2 separate regions of the Homo sapiens genome follow, and region 1 is linked to region 2. Evidence: chromatin loops called from intact Hi-C (ENCODE). Cell type or tissue: heart right ventricle. All regions are shown on one strand. Links, peaks and the distances in the headings refer to the core of each region. The heading gives the core; the rest is flanking DNA.

The links. Peaks named below come from ENCODE experiments on the same cell type or tissue, not always from the same donor. Only the 100,000 strongest peaks of a DNase experiment are listed, where the experiment ranks them.
Region 1: a loop joins it to region 2, with 5 times the contacts of the local background. A loop is called at or near these places in 107 of 110 quality-filtered maps.

What each region holds. Positions count from the first base shown.
Region 1 is chr4:75,997,677-76,007,697 of GRCh38, forward strand. It overlaps CXCL9 (C-X-C motif chemokine ligand 9), which reads right to left and starts at 9,833. Exons shown (of 4, transcript NM_002416.3): 1 at 9,710-9,833; 2 at 8,472-8,598; 3 at 7,133-7,217; 4 at 3,599-6,023. The coding sequence starts at 9,773. The coding sequence ends at 5,922. It overlaps SDAD1-AS1 (SDAD1 antisense RNA 1), which reads left to right. Exons shown (of 3, transcript NR_125906.1): 3 at 7,397-8,266. In heart right ventricle, for the core only: no CTCF peak of the experiment used is centred there; a DNase peak (open chromatin) is centred at 5,549; H3K27ac peaks cover 3,219 bases.
Region 2 is chr4:76,063,489-76,073,554 of GRCh38, forward strand. It overlaps a transcript of ART3 not described here. Among named protein-coding and RNA genes, the nearest start is that of ART3, 6.2 kb to the right of the region's middle. In heart right ventricle, for the core only: CTCF peaks have their summits at 4,366 (motif pointing left) and 4,568; a DNase peak (open chromatin) is centred at 4,373.

The DNA of each region.
Region 1 (10,021 bases), core at 2,022-10,021, 65 kb before region 2:
GCAAACTCCGCCTCCTGGGTTCAAACGATTCTTGTGCCTCAGCCTCTCAAGTAGTGGAGATTACTGGCGTGTGCCACCACGCCCAGCTAATTTTTGTATTTTGAGTAGAGACAGGGTTTCACTATGTTGGCCAGGCTGGTCTCAAACTCCTGACCCCAAGTGATCCAGCCACCTTGGCTGGGATTACAGGCGTGAGCCATGGTACCTGGCCACTAGCATTTAAATTCATAAGAATAGTTTACAGATTAAATACGTCTGAGTCTTTTATCCATTGCTCTAATGTATAAAATTTGTTCAGGCACAGACTGCTTTCTAGTATAGCAAAATAATTGAAGATTTTAATCATAGAACAATCCTTACTAGTTAAAGTCATTTTATGACAGGGCATGGAGGTGGATATCAGTGTGGCCAGGAGGATTCTGGGATGGAGTCATGGGAAAAGTGGGACTTGAATCATGTGTAGGTGGGAGTCAGATGAGTTGGAAAGTAGGACAGGGCGAATAAAAGAATGAGCAATGCGAGGGCAGAAATGAGCATGAGATGAACATGACAAGAGTAGTTGAAATTGATTTGGAAAAGGCCTAAAATGAAAATTTAGGGTGAAGTATATGTCAATCAACTAAAAAATACATATTAGGAGCTTCCTAAGTGCCAGGCACTGCTCTAGGCATGCAGTAGTGGGGAAGACAAAGTTTCCATGGTCGAGAAACCTAAATTTGTACATGTGGTAGGGTAGGAGGGAAGATATAAGTACACACATTATTTTAAAAGGTAATTGTAGATTGTGATGGTTTGATCATTATATCTAATCATGATAAAAGAAAATGAAACAGACTCTAGCCACCGGATTTTTAAAATTGTGTACCCTTCTAGTTAAAATTAGAACAGCCATCCCATCTATGTATGTTTTGTTCTCTTGTTAGTTTATATTAGCATTATTAATATGATCTTCCACAGGAATTTCTTAGCAGGAGTCTTTTAGAGCCACTTGCCCATTTTGTGAAGGTTGGCTTAGTGAGCACTCTGTCTTGTAATCCTTAAATCCCCTTAACTACATGCACATAAATGGAAACTCATGTTGCAATCTGCAGAAGGTGAATGACTGAGTGAGGGCACATGCCAGCCCCTCAGTTGTGGCGATGTCACCTTTTCCTCAGGAATTTCTTAGCAGGAGTCTTTTAGAGCCACTTGCCCATTTTGTGAAGGTTGGCTTAGTGAGCACTCTGTCTTGTAATCCTTAAATCCCCTTAACTACATGCACATAAATGGAAACTCATGTTGCAATCTGCAGAAGGTGAATGACTGAGTGAGGGCACATGCCAGCCCCTCAGTTGTGGCGATGTCACCTTTTCCTCAGGAAATTAGCACATGACAAATGATTTACAGTCAATTTTCAGTTTTTTCTTGTTTTTTAGACAAAAATGTAAGTTCTAAATATTTTCATCAACTCCATAAGGTACACACACTGGAACCACTACCACTACCAGAGAGAGAGTCTGGGGAAAGAGTGGTTATTTTACTAAGGGTCATAAGAGAAGGGGACTCTGTGAAGTGACATTTAAACTGAGACTTAAGTGATGAGGCAAGAACCGCCATGCAAAGAAGTGTGTGTAGGCCCAGGTGTTTCAGGGAAGCAGAGCCACTATGAGTATTATGAGGATAAAAATTTACTATAGGATTCAGATCTCACAGATGAGGAAGGATCTCAGGGAGTGAACATCTAGAAGGGAGAGTCAGGGGATCAGAGGAAGAATCAGTGACTGGTCCATCAGAAGCACTGGGACAGTTGGACAAATAGAGCTTGTGTGAAAAATCCAAGAAGTTAAGCCCGTTCAGCGCCAAATTGGGGCTGCTAGGGTCTATGGGAGCTGTTGCTTCTGTGTAACTACCGCCTCTGTGGGTCCACTGCCAAATATCTGGGTGGGGGGCCTGGGACCATCACTGATCATGAGGCCAGCAGTCCTGAGCATAAGCTGAACATGGAGGAAAAGAGCAAGGACAAGCTGGGATCCACTGGCTACCAGTGTGTCTGTCAATATGTCTAATCAAGATTAAGGGTCACTCCTTCACTTTTGATTTCCAAATCTCACATGAGTTCTTCTTTGGCTAACTATAACCTGGAACCACACAGGGAAGGAGATTCTGGGAAATGTAGTTGTAAGACTAACCAAGTTGATATAGTACAACCCAGAACCACAGGGAACAAAAACCCCAGAAGGCAATGAATTCAGTGTGCTCAAGAGACATACAGAAAAAAGGTGATGCTGAGGCTCAACAAAGGAGGGGAGGGTAGAGGGAGCATGATTAGATAAGCAGGCAGATCCCAGCTTATGTTAGGCCAGCTCATGGTATGTTTTGACTTAATGCTAAGCTGCAGGATTTTAAGCAAGGTGGCAGCATTCTGTAAGTTATTTTTTAAAAAGATTATTCTAGTTGTCATGGAAGTTAGGGAAGCAAGAGAAATGTTGAGAAGAAGAGCCAACAGGGAAAACAGCAGGCTACTGAGGTAGCTCAGGAAAGAGACAATGATGGCCTGGACTAGGATTATAAAATACAGATATTGAGAACTGGTCAGGAAGCCTTTTAGTCTCATTTCTCCAACATGTTTTTTCAGTGCTGGAAACATTTCTCTCTCTATGAGATGTAGGATCCATCTGCTGCAAGGAAGATGCAGCAGAGGTAAGTGGTTAGGGAGGATCTGGGACAAACATTGAGGACTTTCTCTGCACCAAGACCTATGCTGAACCTGCTCCTCACAACAATCTGGAATGAGGAAAATGATGCACTGGGAGGTTAAATATTATACTTTAACCAGGGTCACACAGTTAATAAGTAGTGGGCCCCTGATTCTAACCAGGATATCTCAGAATCCAGGATCTTAGCTCCTTCCAGAGTCCTGTTGCCTCTCAGGTGAAGGCCCTTGTGAGAATTCATGTCTACCATTAGCAGCTGTTATCTGCCCGAATATTACACCTGTCTGGCCTCTAAAGTGTACATCAAGTGTACAGGCTGATGCTCTTCGTTCCACTCTCAACCTTCTTAGAGACTCCACGCTGCGTAATGCCTCCAGCCCAAGTTTCCTGGACCCTTAAATAATTCATTCAGTGTTTAGGTCTCCATCATAACTACTTGAGGCTTTACAATATTTAAACATATACAATTTTAGGGATAGAAAAGAAGACGTGTTGGCTTCCTGGGGACACACCTCATTGGAATAGTGTTACTCTTGAGGATTAGGAAATACATTGAATTCTACATAATGCTTTTTTTTTTTTTTTTTTGACAGAGTCTCACTCTGTCACCCAGGCTGGAGTGCAGTGGCATGATCTTGCCTCACTGCAACCTCCACCTCCCGAGTTCAAGTGATTCTCCTGCCTCAGCCTCCCAAGTAACTGGGACTATAGGCGCATGCCACCATGCCCAGCTAATTTTTGTAATTTTAATAGAGATGGGCTCTCACCATATTGGCCAGGCTGGTCTCAAATCCCTGACCTCAAGTGATCCGCCCACTTCGGCCTCCCAAAGTGCTGGGATTATAGGCGTGAGCCACTGCGCCCAGCCCCACATAACTCTTTTAAATCAGTGTTGTTGTAAGGCAGTGTTGTCATATTTTCCATAGGTTTTTTTTCCTGTTCCCGATCGACCCTTTAAAGAGCTTTCATGTGTTATCTCAACTAGTGTTACACTTTATTTGAGAGAAAGCTAAAAAGTAAATAAGGACATATAAGATTTACTATTAAACATTCAACAGTTGAAGGGTACATTCAAGAGAAAAAAAATCAAGATCTGTTTTCTGATTAATGGTCTATTTATTGATACCATTCTATTTTAACAAAGAAAATATTTCAAATTACAAGGTATACAAGTCAATACTGTTTTGAAGTGAAAAATTATTTGCTTTGAGAGTGTATGCATGTATGTATATATATGATAAATGATTATAACGTGTGTGTCAGTGACAATATGTAGTCTTTGGTTGTTAGTTATATACTGTCTACCTGTGAGATGCAAGGTAAGTGGGTCACAGACTCTCAAATTTATGAAACACTTAGATTTTTCAGGGAAGTTACATGAAGGAACTAGGGAGTTTCATGATTAGATAAGACGTTCGGGTGGGATCTCCACCGGACAGCACTCTAAATCATCAGCAGTGTGAGCAGTGATTCAATTTGGGAAAGTGAGTATAGGTTTAAATTCTGGCCACAGACAACCTCTCCTACACAATTCACTGAACCTCCCCTGGAAGGAGGTTTCCACATCCTGCAGAGGCTAACTGGGCACCAATCATGCTTCCACTAACCGACTTGGCTGCTTCCTCTAGCGCTTAGTACTTCACCGTTCCCTTTCTTCATGGGAGATGGTGTGGTAATTGATAATCACAATACAAACTCTGAAACAAGTAAACGGACAATAAAACTCATATTTGCCTAAAATGAGTTTCGATAAGGATCTCGGTGGCTATCTTGTTAGATCTTAGAAAGCTGAGGCTTATTGAGAAAGCCCTTTTCCTTCGGGAAAAGGAATTTTTGTATGGTTGGGAAAAGGTTGGTCACTGGCTGATCTATAAAGTCCTTTTCATTGTAAGATTATATGATTTTCGGTAAACTGTATATTTTTTAAAAACAGTCCAGAATATCCGCAAGTGTTTTACCACGTGCTTCTTATTGTTGGAGAAGCTGAGCAAACATCCTGTCATAAAAAGACAAGGATGTTGCATCATCCCTGGTCCCTGTAGTGAGTGTCCTGAAGATAATAAGTAAGAGGTTACCAGAGGCTAGCCAACATGGAGTAGCCAGGAAAGAGCCAGCACCTGCTCTGAGACAATGGTCTGGTTGCCATCCTGCCCATAACAACATCAATTAAAAAATTATTAAAACCTAGTTCCACAGTATTATTAGGCACTGTGGAAGAAACAGGGAAATATACTGTGGCTCTTGCCCTCAAGGAGCTGACAATCTGGTTGGAGAGATAGGATAAACACCCAAGAATTAGTTAACCATTGAGTGTTCACCCATGTGGTACTGAACCAAGTGAAACAGGAGTTTTAAGATAATTTGTGTGTCCAAAAAGGTTTATTTAAGAGGCAGGACTTGAACTAAGCTGGACTGAGTGAGGATGAATTGGGAGAAGAAAGCACTTCTGTGGGGTGTTGGGGACAAGATGAGAAAGGAGTTGACTCAGATAAATCAGAGCATATGACAGGTGCACTGGAGAGAAGAAAGGCACTGCATTGTGGTAGGATGGAGAAGAGCTGACTTGAATGAAGCAAAGGGGAACAAAAAGAAATAAAGTGGTCAGCCTGAGCGGGCAAGATGGAATCACATGGCTTCCAAAGCCAGAAAGGAGGCTCTGAAAGCCACACACTGGTGATCTCCAGTGGTGATACCCAATAACAATCAGCATGAATCTCTCAGACACATTGTGTGTGAGGCCTGTAGGCTGATTCAAATACAGAGGTTGATGGCCACAGCAGCTTGGTGAGGTCCAGCTCAATTTCAAACTGCTTGGCTCACCAGCATGCTAACAGGCTTAGGACTTGCTGACATGTGCCTCAGATACTCTCTGGAGGCTGCAGTACGTGGAAGCCTAGGGCTGCTCTTCCAGGCAGCTGTTGTGAGTGGGATGTGGTTGGGTGAACATCTGTGTAGACATGGGTATTGCTAAAATCATGGCCTTAAGCATGATGAAATTCAACTGGTGGGTGGTAGAAGAACAAAGACAATCATAGCCTTTAACAATTCTTAACGTTTGGATTCTTAAAATCAACTTTCTAACTTTAGTTACAATTTCAGAGTAATGTTTTAAATTTTCTAGTCAAATTAATAAGCCTTTGTATTATATGCCATCCTCCTTTGGAATGATAGCGGTATAATTAAAATAGAACATTTTTAACACAGAATACTTATTGGTGAAGTGGTCTCTTATGTAGTCTTCTTTTGACGAGAACGTTGAGATTTTCGAACTTTCAGAACTTTCTTTTTTTGATGTTTTTTCCCATTCTTTTGCTTTTTCTTTTGGCTGACCTGTGAGAAGAAGGGGAAAAAGGGCAATGTTTCTGAATCTTACCATTTTTACTTCCTTTTATTTGGACTCTCCTGATCATTGTCTCATACCCACATAGTCTCAAAACCACATTAAAGTCACTTCACTCTCAGAGGGGCTCCCTTAGATTCTCTCTACTTTGCTCACTTTGAGGAGGAGGCAACAGCCTTCAAACTGGCTGTCTTTTGTCTATTCTTCTGGCTTATTACATTCTCCTGGCAACCTTGCTTACCACTCACCTGCCCCAGCTACAACCCTCTGAAGGTGGCACTATTATCATCCACGTTTTACATAGGAGGAGGCTGAGTTCTGGAGAGGGTGACTTTCCCAAATCTAGACAGCTAGTATGTGGCAGAACCTCCAGTCTGTGAGACTCCAGAACCCAATCTCCCACCCACATATTCTGTGGCTCTCTTCAAATCCAACTCCTTAGTATGCCATGCAGGATTCCTCCCGCTTTGTCCTGATCTACTTTTCTGCCTCAGTCCCTTCACTCTCTTCACACAAACTCCAGCCACATTAATGGAGGCTCCCTGAACACAGCAGGTTCTCTCATGATTCTACTCTTCTGCTCATGCTGTCCTTACCTTCCTGGCAAATTATTTATCCTTCAAGACCCAAATCAAATATCACCTGACATGAGAAATCTTCCTTAACACTTTCTCCTGCCCCATTCCCCCAGCAAAGTTAAGTACTCCCTCCTCTATGTCGTCAAGATTCTTGTGCATACTTTTATATTTCTCACATTGTACCATAATTATTAGCATATGCACTACAACAGGAAGGGACTATACCTTATTATCTTTGTATCCTGTGTCTACCATTCAATTCATTACATATTTATTGTATTAAATAAGGACAAGCTCTGTACCCCCAAGGAACACACATTCTTCCAGTGGGAGACAGAGAGGGGATACTATATGTAGGAACCTAATTTTGTCCTAGGAACAAAATAGAAGCACCATAATATGAATGAAAAATGTATTCTTAAAAGTTATGTATTCTTATAGTGTTAATGAAAAAGCAGATTCTTTGTCTTCTAAAGTTAATTTCTAAAAGAAAGAAAATTTTGATCTTCCTTTTCACCAACCTGTTTCTCCCACTTTTTAATCAGTTCCTTCACATCTGCTGAATCTGGGTTTAGACATGTTTGAACTCCATTCTTCAGTGTAGCACTGCCAAAGAAATAGCAATGAGATAGTTTTTTCTCATTAATAATTTAAATGCTTCTTCTCAGAAATAATGAAAATCAGTATGAATTGTGCTGAATTTTCTAATGAAACTACTTAAAATTATTTCCTAGGACAAGATGAGTCACTGGTTGAATTTTTTTTTTTTTCTTTTTTTGAGACAGAATTTCGCTCTGTTGCCAGGCTGGAGTACAGTGGTGCGATCTCAGCTTGCTGCAACTTCCAACTCCTGGATTCAAGCGATTCTCCTGCCTCAGCCTCCCGAATAGCTGGGACTACAGGCATGCGCCACCACGCCCAGCTAATTTTTGTATTTTTAGTAGAGACAGGGTTTTACCACATTGGCCAGGATGGTCTCAATCTCTTGACCTCATGATCTGCCCACCTCAGCCTCCCAAAGTGCTGGGATTACAGGTGTGAGCCACTGCACCCGGCCCTGGTTAAATTTTAAAAATTACTTACAGTAGACTGTCTGGAAATAATTTAAATGTTCCTTTAATTTTTCTGTATAGTCTGAGAATAAGAGTAGTCAAGGATGACTTATAAAGACAAAATATGCACACATCCTTCAACCTAGCAATCCTAATCTCTAGAAAGGAAAGAATTACAGACACAATACTGCCACAGTAAGTTTTATTTCAGCAGTAAAAATTTGGAAATAATCTATATTTCCAACAATAATCCTGGTCATATAAATTATGGTTTATCCATATGATGAAATACAGTTTGGCCATTAAAAATGACATTAAGTAAAAATGACATTATTAGAGATTTACTGACACGAGAAAATGTTCATGATATAGTGTTAATGAAAAAGCAGATTACAAAACAGTGTATAGTATATGATTTAATTTTTGTGCTTATATACGTGTATGTAAAAACATATCTATGTTATGTGCACACGAAGCAAGTAAGGAAGATTTAGAAAACTGTATACTAAGGGGTTAACAGTATTTGTCACTCAAGGGTAGAATTATGCGTGATTTTTATTTTCTTCTATTGTGTTACCTGCATTAAACATTTTGTACAATAAACATGTGTCATTCTTGGGGCCTAATCTACCAGAAATTCCTTGCATTTTTAAGGAGAAGAAAAGAAAGGAGCTGCCCAAATTTATGGAGGGGGTAACCATCTGATTTTTAAGTGTTTGTATGGGCAAGCACTCCAAGGGTAAAACTCATGCTAAATTTAATGTTCTTGCCAATATGGTGCATGCATGTTAGCTGGGTTGTTACTTACATGATTTCAATTTTCTCGCAGGAAGGGCTTGGGGCAAATTGTTTAAGGTCTTTCAAGGATTGTAGGTGGATAGTCCCTTGGTTGGTGCTGATGCAGGAACAGCGACCCTTTCTCACTACTGGGGTTCCTGAGGGAAAGAAAAAGATAGAACACATCAGTATAGGCCAATGTTTCAGTTTAGGTGATCTATCAAAATGATACACTTGACTGAGTCATGATTATTGCTATCATTTACCGAGTGCCTAAAAATAATCACCACAAACCTTTGAAGGAGGTATCATCTCTATTTTATACATAAGGAAACTAAGGTTCAGAAAGATTAAGAACAAAGTCATACAGCTTTTAGGGAGCAGGGGCAGGGTTTTAGCCCAGATCTCTCTGAGTCCAAAGGCGTTGCTCTTAACTACCACACCGTAAGTCCGTGGGAGAAAAAGAGACTTTCACAATATTTAATAAATGCCTATCACAAGACAAACAGATAACTAATTCATGTATGCTATGCTGATCACAGTTTCTTAAGCAACTCCTAAACCATCTATTATTTATTATCTGACCTTAAGGAATGGAACTGGTGTTGGTGTTGAATAGAAAGCACTCCTTTGTAACCAATCACCACTTTCATCCTCATCCTCTCTCCTCCCCACTGCCTTGCTTTTCAATAGTGTTTTAAATTTTTGAAAACCCCTTAAAATACATTATCTTAATTCTTAAATTCATATATTTACTTGGTACTTATTGTACCATATGCCATACATTGTGTAGCAGTCAGAAAAGGTATAACTACAAAGTTCTATTTTACAGATGATGAGGAAACTGAGGTCTAGAAAGATTAAGTAATTTGTCCAAGGTAACAAAGATAGTTAGTAAATAGATTAGGGACAAATTCTCTGATTATTGGTTGGATCCTTAATTGGTTAGCCACAGATATACTTAGCAAAAAACAGTATCAGGGAGAAGAAAATAATTTAGGAGATAGAGTTCTCATTATTACCCAGTTCAATGAACATTTATTGAACACTTACTAGGAATTCATACACCTAGACTACAAAGACTTGTGTTTGACTTGGCAGATCGAAGTTATGAACTTTGGATAACTGGTCATGTCACTGAGAAGCTTTTATGACTGACCAAATATTACTCTTCAATGCAGGCAGAACATTCACCTTTATCTGGCTAATCAAGATTCTTTTACAGTGAATCACTTCTCTTACTTTACAACCTAACTCAGAACCCCTTACCTTGCACTCCAATCAGAACCAGCAAGATGATGCCCAAGAGGAAAAGAACACCACTTTTCTTCATAGTGATAGAATGGAGTTCCAAGTCACTCCTGTATTGGATTTTGAGCCTGAGAAATTCTTTAGAGAACACATTTTGGGGATCATATTTATTTAGGATATTCATTTCTCTCCTAAACTCTGATTGGCTAGTATCTTTAGCTGAGCTAACTAAATTGACCACAAACTTGATTGTGCTGGGGGAAACCCTAGTCTCAGATCCAAGGGAATTTCTGCATGTTTTTATTTCCATTTCACATAAATGGGTGGTTT
Region 2 (10,066 bases), core at 885-8,884:
GAAGCTTATAATCTGTAGTTAGGAAGACAAGATTCACAAAAAGAAACTAGGAAAAAATCCTGAATTTTGTTGAAAAAATTAGAAAATGGACTTACAATAAGGTCTCTCCGGTTGTGCCATATATATTCCTTTGATGAGAATTTCCCAATAGGTATTTAAGTAGTCATGTATTTATATATCATTATTTGACAGAGACTCGGAGAACATAAAAACAAGAAAGCTAAAAGTAATATAAAGCCTGCACTTGAAAATTAGTTTAAAACAATGATAGTGAAAAATAGAATAATTTTGGCACTAAACATTGAATTTATACAAATCTTTTAGAGTTTCATGTATTATACAAAGTTCTGAGGAAAAATTATTTTGAACCTAGAATTATATACTAGCCAACTGTTCATCAGATTCACATTTCAAAAATGAAAGCACTGAAAATGTTTATCTTCCATGCATCCTTTTTAAGGAAATAATTTCAGAATATATTCCTACAAAACAAAGATAAATATGAAGCAAAAAGCTGTAGATGCAGTAGCATGAGACAAAAAATAAATTAAAAAAATAAAACCACTGTAGAGTACAAGAAATGGAAAAAGTACCCAGGGATTCAATTGAAAGATTTTCTAGTCTCCTAGTTGTTGGCCTGGAGAGCAGTTTGTCCAGGTTAGAACTGGTCTTCAAGAATAAGAACAAAATGGATTCCAAGCAATAGAATTGGAAATAGAAGCACATTAGGTACACGATGGAGACAAATACTACTTTTCCCAACAACCACCATGATCACCACTACCATCACCACCAAAAAAGGCACTCAGAAACTAAAGGAAAAATAAAAAATTTTAGTGATCTAAATACAAAAGAGACAAAAGTGAGGCATGATTTTAAGGGATTAGTGGAGTATGGGAAAGGAATATTCATTTGATCTTGACATAAAAATGTTTTGTTTTGAGTGTGAATAGTGATCATGACATTGAAACAGCAGAGATGGAAATAAAATCCTAACTTGTGTCTTGTCTTTATACTAAAGAATATATAGCTGGTTGCAATAAACTTGCAGTAAACTATACTTTTGATTTTTAATTTTAGAATAGACCTTTACTTAAAGCATGGCTACAGAACAAAAAGCAAATGTTATTACATTTTGACAACATAAAGATAAAAGAACTACTGATGGAAGCTGGGAGGTGAAAGGCAGAAAGGAGGTGAAGGGAAGGGTAACAGTGCTAACGTCCTCTTATTACAAAATGAGTACCAAAAAGAGAATATTGAAAGTGGATGCTTTAAAATATACTAACAATATTGCTTCAATTATCAGTGTTGGTAGAAAGATGGGAGTTGGAATATTGAGTAAATTTTTTTTTTTTTTTGAGACAGGGTCTCACTCTGTCACCCAGGCTGGAGTGCGGTGGCAAGATCATGGGTCACAGCAACCTCCACCTTCCAGGTTCAAGCGATTCTCCTGCCTCAGCGTCCTGAGTAGCTGGGATTACAGGCACCTGCCACCATGCCTGGCTAATTTTTGTATTTTTAGTAGAGACGAGGTTTCACCATGTTGGCCAGGCTGGTCTCGAACTCCTGAGCTCAAGTGATCTGCCCACCTTGGCCTCCCAAAGTGCTGGGATCACAGGCGTGAGTAATGGTAGCCATAGTGGTGGTGAGTTCAATCAAGGAGGAAGTGTTTGCAAAGCAAAAATTGTGAGGTGCACTTCTTAACACCACAAAGTTCAAAAACAAACAATTACAAATATGGCGAGCTCACTGAGTGCTTTTGTACTGAATCATTTAATCTTGTGCATTTGTATTATTATTGTATACTTTTGGAATTTTTATTATACAATAATTGGTGTTCATTCATTCATTTCCAAACCTGTTCACTTAACATGCCGATCTTTGGGATGTGGGAGGAAACCAGAGTCCCTGGAGAAACCCACACAGACATGGGGAGAATGTACAAACTCCACATAGACAGTAGTCCTGGCTGAGAATCAGGTTTTTTTCTCATTAATGGTATAATGAAATGGCCTTATTCAAGGACCTCCTGAACCTCCCACACTCTGATATAACCCTCCAACACACACACACACACACACACACACTCGTTGAAATCATTACCATAGAGACTCCTTGTCCTTGATAAGAATGTGTCTCTCTCACTGAAATAGGGGGAAAGAAAGTTGAGAATTAAAGCCTAGAGGCCTAAAATCTACCAATAGGATTTGTCCACAAATATAATATTACATTATAATAATATATACATATATGAATATGTTGTATTATATAACATCAATATATTAAATATAATAAAGCAATCTAATCATTATATATTGAATGGTGTAGGGATAATACGCATTATTTTGAAAATACTAAATAGATATATGTTTCATTCCCTTTATAAAGTCTGTCTGTACTCTGTAACCTTTAAGATTATCCTTAGTAGTCTGAAGGAAGGAAAAGGTTGATAATGCCAGAATAAGAAGTACATAGGATAAAGGTGAAAGAAATAGCACATAGGAAGCAATGCCTAACAGGAATTGGGAGTGGAAGACCTGATTCTAGAACAGAGAAAAGGAGAAAAGAGAATTCAGACTCCTGTGGCTCCTCTGGACTGAAACCCTAGAAAGCATTGATGTAGGGGTTTAGAAACACCCTAGTAATTTTCAGGGAATCTTTTAGCAGCAGAGATTTTTTCTTTTCATACTTCTCCTTGTGTTATAGGATCTTTGGGGTGTTGATTTTCTTCCCCTGTAAACCTCTGTTGCCAGTGGGGCCTTTGCCCCATTTCTTGTCCTGCGTCCAGGAAGAATGAGGTATGCAGACAAATGAAGGGTGAGGAAGAAGAAGAGGAGATTTATTTAGTGCTGTAACTGCTCAGAAGGAGACCCACAGTGGGTAGCTCCCCTCTGTGGGCAGGCAGGTCGTCTGTCAAGTGTTCAGCTCTCAACAGAGAGGAGGCCCTGGAGATGGCAGCTTCTCTCTGCTCGCTGGTCATCCTGAGGTCTGCTTTTCTCTGCAGGCAGGTCATTCGGCAGTCTCTGCAGATCTCTGAAGCTATTAGCAGAGAGCGTAATTAGCAGAGAGGGTAGCTCCTCTCTGCTGCTGGTCATCCCATCTTCTGCTCAGCTCTGGCTGAGCCCGGCTATTTATGGACCTCAGAGGGGAGGAAGTGCACACTGGTTGGCCCATGGGTGGTCATGGGCAGGCCTGGAAAAGGCACCAGTGTCCACTCCAGTCAGTGGAACTGGCAGCCTGGGCCCCAGCCTTCAGGCCCTCCCTGACCTGACAGAAGGACCTTACTGGAGACCCACCCCCTTCCACGTGGGACTCTGCCTCCTACTACTCATGACGCCCAGGCTCAGCCTGACTTTGCTCCAAGATTGGAGCAGGAGCCAACAGCAGGGAGAAGCCAAGCAGTGGGAGCAGGCACTTTTAAGCTTGTGAGGGCAGGGGGGCCTTCCCAGGCCCCCAAGAGTGCAGGGATACCTGAGTCTGCTGCCATAGTTTGGGCAGTTGCACCCCTGCCCAGGAGGGCAGGGCTCCTGCCTGCTCTGTGGAACAGGCAGCCCTGGCCACACCTTCCTGCCACAGCTGGGATGATGGCAGGCCAACTGGAGTGGCTGCCACCATCACTTGGGCAAACTGGAGAATTTTTAAGGTCTCTTAGAAAAAGCATTATATTTAACAAGTTGAACATAACAAAGTAGCAGAATGAGTTGGGAAAGGACAAAAGATTCTCTCCAGTTTTCTAAAATCAAAGTTGTCATGATAGAATTCCTAGGTTTCCCTTTGGGCTTAGGGAAGGTAACTGGGGTACAAACCAGTTTATGATCTTCTTTAAGAAGATGCCCGCCAAGGGCAAAGGAGTGCATCTTGAGTTTGTGGGAGGCCCACCGAACAGGGTGAAAGGACATAGAAATTGTTTGTCTTTAGAATGCCCAATGCCAGGAGGCTACGATGGGGGAATTTAGCAAACATTTTCCCAAAATCTATAAAAAAACACTAAATTACTGAGCTAGCAATTAAATGTCACCATTGCTGGAGACCAGACTAACAGCTAGAACTAACAGAGAACAGAGAACAAACTACAATTTTTCCCAGTGTCAGTATGTCATAGTGTGAGGAATCATGTGCAAAAAGGAATATGTATTTCTCTTTATTGGAAATCAACGTAGTTCACAAACCCCCATGTAAAACACTAATCTTGTCAGTTAAAATTTGGTAACAGTAAAAACACTTAATCTTGTCAATTAAAATTTAGTCACTTCAAAGTTGAAAGTTTTCTTTGAATAAATATTTAAATTCAGAGTTCTTTTTCTTCCTAAGAGCAGTGGCCTGCCATTGAAGAAATATCTTGTTCTGGTGCTGACCTCTAGCGGTCATTGGCCTTCCCCGAGGTATCTGATCCTGCTTGGTCTTTGGCTGATAGAAATTTGCACTCACCACTGTAATGTTGTGCCTTGGCATCCAGTCTCTAAAATATAAATACCTTGTATTTATCTTACCACAACCCTAGGCTCCTTTGACTCACCTAGTTCTCTTTCCTCATCATTCATGGGCCATTGCATTACAGATACTTTACTGTGGTAGTCTTCAAATTGGGATACATATATATCTGGGGGTACACAAATTTCAGGGAGTATGTAGGCAAGATAGTTTTTGTTGTTGTTTGTTAAAATTTGCCTTATTTAGGTATGACTTATGTAAATAAAATTCACAAATTTGAAGTGTACAGTTCTGTGACTTTTGACAAATGTATATCATCATGTAACATCTACTACAATCATGATATAAAACATTTCATCACCCAAAAAATGTGTTCCCTCATGCCCATATTGTGGCATGTATTAATAGTTTATTCTTTTTCAAAGCATGTTTATTGAGATACAATTCACATACAATACCATTCATTAAGGAAGACTGGATAAAGAAAATGTGGTACATATATACCATGTAATACTATGCAGCCATAAAAAAGAATGAGATTATGTCCTCTACAGGAACATGGATGAAGCTAGAGGCCATTATCCTTAGCAAACTCATGCGGGAACAGAAAACCAAATATCACATGTTACCACTTGTAAGTGGAAGCCAAATCATGAGAACACATGGACACAAAGGGGGGACCAACAGGCAGTGGGGCCTACTTGAGGGTGGAGGGTGGGAAGGGGAAGAGGATAGAGGATAAAAAAAAAAATAACTGTTGTGTACTAGGCTTAGTACTTGGGTGATGAAGTAATGGGTACAACAAACCCCTCTGACACGAGTTTACCTATATAACAAACCTACACATGTACCCTTGAGCCTAAAATAAAAGTTTAAAAGAAAAAAAATTCATTCATGTAAAGTATTCACTTGTATGGGTTTTGTTTTTGTTTTTGTTTTTAAGAAATGAGGTCTCACTGTGTTGCCCCAGTGGCATTGAACTCCTAGGCTCAAGTGATCCTCCTTTAGCTACTCCAACCACTGTGCATGGCTTAAATAGTTTTTATTGTGTGTACAGATTTGTGCAACCATCACTGCAATCATTTTTAGAACTACTGATACATGCAACAACATTGATAGATTTCATAGTGTTATGCTAAGAAGTTAGTCATAAAAAATTACATACTGACTGTATGATAATAGTTAACATGTCATGCTGGGAAAGGCAAAACTGGTGACAGGAAGAAGATCAGTGACTTCCAGAGCCTTGGGTGAAGGGAGGAGATTGACTACAAAGGACATGTGGTGACTTTTTTGGGGAGATGAAATGTTTTCATTACTCTAAAAAGAAGCCTAGTACGCATTAACAGTCTTCCTCATTTCCCCATTATACGTCCAGCCCTAAAAAAATCAATAATCTACTTTCTGTCTGTATAGATCTGTCTACTCTGGACATTTCATGTAAATGTATCAGTACTTAATTCCTTTTTTTTTTTTTTTTTTTTTGAGACACAGTCTGTCTCTATCACCCAGGCTGGAGTGCGGTGGCACTATCTCAGCTCACTGCAACCTTCACCTTCCGGGTTCAAGCGATTTTCCTGCCTCAGACTCCCTAATGGCTGGGATTACAGGCACGCGCCACCACACTTGGCTAATTTTTGTATTTTTAGTAGATACACGGTTTCACCATGTTAGCCAGGCCAGTCTCGAACTCCTGATCTCAAGTGATCCGCCTGCCTTGGCCTCCCAAAGTCCTGGGATTACAGGCATGAGCCACTGCATCCGGCCTTAATTCCTTTTTATTGTGGAATAATATTCCAGTGTGTGGGTATATCACAGTTTGTATATCCATTTACTAGTTGGTGGACATTTGGACTGAAATCTAGACCACTTTTTGACTATTATATTTATAGATATATTTATATTTATATTATATTATAGATAATACTGCTATGAACATTTGTGCACAAGTGATTGTGTGCACATATAACATACCCAAGATGTAGGCCTCAGAGTGGAATTTCTGGATCTTGGGCATATACCCAAGATATATGCCTAGGAGTGGGGAAATTTCTGGATCATGTAGTAACCCTATGTTTAACATTTTGAGGACATTTGTTCCTTTTTATTGCTGAGTGTTATTTCATTTGTTTATCCATTTACCAGTTGATGACATTTGGGTTGTTTCTACCTTTTGACTATTATGAATCAACCTGCTGTGAACATTTGACAGGTGTGAACATACACTTTAATAATTTCTTTTAAGTATAATGAATTCCTGTTCTTTTAAGTATAATGAATTCCTGTAAGTAGAATTACGGGGTCATATGGTAAATATATAAGTTTAACTTTATGAAAACTGCCAAATTGTTTAAAAAATAGCTGTATCATCTTGCATTCCCATCAGTAATGTATGAAAGTTTCAGTAGCTCCATATTCTCATCAACATTTTATGTTGTTAGTCTTTAATTTTAGCCATTCTAGTGGATGTATAGTGGTTTTAATTTGCATTTACCTGATGCTAATAATGTTGAACATCGTTTTCTACTTGTTTGTCATTTATATATCTTCCTTTGTGAAGTGTCAGTTCAGATCTTTTGCCCGTAATCATTCAATAAAATAATCATTTTATCCTTGCTTGAAAAAGCTACAGTCTTTATTCAATCCAATTTAGCTTAGTCTGCATCTACCATGGAACTGAACGTAGCTGGAGAAAAATACAACCATCTTAAGTGATTTCATTTTAAATTCAGGTAGCCCCTTAATGCAGCCCAGCAATCATAAGGCATTCACTCTTCTCCTTTTCTAGATGACTATTTCATTCTTTCTCCAATTTCTTCAAGTCTCTGTCACTTAAACCATCATCTTTTGTTACTACTTTTTTGAGAAAATTGAAGCAAGTAGAAAAGAATTTTTATTGCAACCCACTTCTTTCCAGCATCTGCCAATATACTGTGCCTTTCCTCCTGTTCATATTAGATGAACCTCTCCTGCTCTTATCTAAGGCCACCTCATCTGCTTGTATGCTATGTCTCATCCCCTTTTGCCTACTCAAGAAGATTGACCCAATCATTCTACCCTCTCTTTGCTATATTATTAGTTTTTTCCTCTATCTACTAGATCATATCCAACATGCTGGTTTTTTTCTGTCTTTAAAAATATTTCTGACCAAGCACAGTGGCTCATGCCTATAATCTCAGCACTTTGGAAGGCCAAGGCAGGCGGATCATTTGAGGCCAAGAATTCAAGACCAGCCTGGCCAACATGGTGAAACCCCGTCTCTAGTAAAAATACAAAAATTAGCCAGGCTTGGTAGTGGGCAGCTACTCTGGAATCTGAGGCAGGAGAATCGCTTGAACTGGGGAGGCAGAGGCTGCAGTGAGCCGAGATAGGGAGGCGGAGGCTGCAGTGAGCTGAGATCGTGCCACTGCACTCCAGCCTGTGTGACAGAGCGAGACTCCATCTCAAAAAAAAAAAAAAAATTCTTGGACTCTCTTCTTTACCTTTTCCCTGGTCCCACCATCAAGCTATACTGCCTCATTCCTTTTATGTCCTTTATAGAAAAACTCCTTGAAAGAGTTGAAGATATTAACCATCTCCAATGTCTCCAATTCCTCTTTTCATTCTTTCTTAGGCCATTCTAACCAGGCTTTCATCTCCACTCTTCTATCAGACCTGCTCTTAAACAAAACTTTCAATATCCTCCACATTGCTAAATCCAATGGTCAGTTCTCAGTCCTCATCTTACTTGACCTATCAGAAGCTTTTAACACATTTGATCTTTCCTTTCTTTTGTAAGTATTTTCTTCACTTGAGTTCCAGGATACTTTTTCCACACACGGTCTTCTCCATGTCAATCAATGACAACTCCATCCTTCCAGCTATTCAAGCTAAAAATCTTGGAACTATTCTTTACTCCCCTCTTTTTCTTGCAGCCCACATCTAGTTTGTCAGTACATCCTATTGCCTCAATCTTCAAATTATATCCTGCATTTAAGTCTAAACATTTTTTTTTGTTTTTGTTTTTGTTTTTGAGACAGGGTCTTACTCTGTTGACCAGGCTGGGGTGCAGTGGCACCATCATAGCTCACTGTAATCTGCAACTCCTGGGCTCAAGAGATCTTCCTGTCTTAGCCTCCCAAGTAGCTAGGACTACCGACATGTGCCACTGCACCTGGCTAATTTTTAAAATTTTTTTGTAGAGACAAGGTCTCCCTGTGTTGCCCAGGCTAGGACTCCTGGCTTCAAGCCATCCTCCTGCCCTGGCTTCCAAATCTCTGAGATTACAAACACTTTAACTGTATAATAAATTGATATCTTTATAGATCATTTCCATTTACTTTTTTGTGAGTTATTACATTTTTGAAAATACAGTAGACTTTTAGAACCCACAAATGCTTTTCCTTATCGTATCAGGAAATACTGTGTCTAATCTACAAAAGTCGGATTTTTAACAGGCTCAAATAAAAATGGCCTGTTTCTAACAACCAAAGAAACAACAAAGCAACAACATAAACATACACTCAGACATCCACTTCATACCACCTCAGCAACAGCAACAACACACATACACACACATCTACTTCTCATTACGTTTAATGCTGCCTTCCTGATTCAAGCCACCATAATCTCTGCTTGCATTATTATAATAACCTGTCATTTAGTCTTCTTACATTCACCCTACAGACCATTCTCAGCATAACAGCCAGAGTGATCCTCTTAAAAAATAAATCAGATCATGTTATACCTCTTTTTAAAACCTGTGATTTGCTCCTTTTCTCTTAGAGTGAAAGCCAGTGTTCTTACAGTGGCCTGCAGAGATTGACATGGTCTTCCCACCACCCCCTTACATCTCTGACCTTATCTTGTACTACTCTAATGTTCCAACCATATTGGCCTGCTTACTATTCCTCAAACAAAAGTAGGCATATTCTTGTCTCAGGGCTTTAGTACGTGCTGTTCACTGTGTTTGACTGCCACAGTCTTCATGGCTGATCTCTTTCAAGTCTTTGCTCAAATACCACCTTTCAGTGAGTCTTCCCTAACAATCCAATTTAAATTGCAAACACTCCATGCGCTCCTAGTCTCCTTTGTGCTACTTATAAACAAAAGCCAAAACCATAGCACTCACTACATTCTAACATACTTGCATAATTTACGTACTTATTTTAGTTATTTGACTGCCTTCCCTCACAAGAATATAAACTTCACAAAGGCAAGATATTTATCCATTTCGTTCACTGGTATATCTCTAGTACCTAAAACAGTTCCTAGCACATTTTAAGGACTCAAATATTTGTTCAATGAATGAATGAAAGAAATTTGGTTAAAAACTGGAACAAAACAGGAATGGAGGCCAGCGACAGGAGAACTTCTCTACCTCATTTCCTGTAGGCCTACATGCTTGGAACTTAAAAGCAGGTTGTTGTGAGCCTAAGGCCTGAAGACATGCAAACTTTCTTTTTTCTTTCTAACCAAACTCCTGCTTTTTAAAAAATCATATTATTTCTGGGAGTGAGTCTGTGCTGTGTATTTAATCTTGGATTGCCAAGCCAGTGAGGTGGGAAAAGGTTGGAACATATCTCTATTCTAAAGAGTAGAGTTGGATTTTGTAAATATAGGTGTATTTCATGATAATTTAAAATGTTTTCTT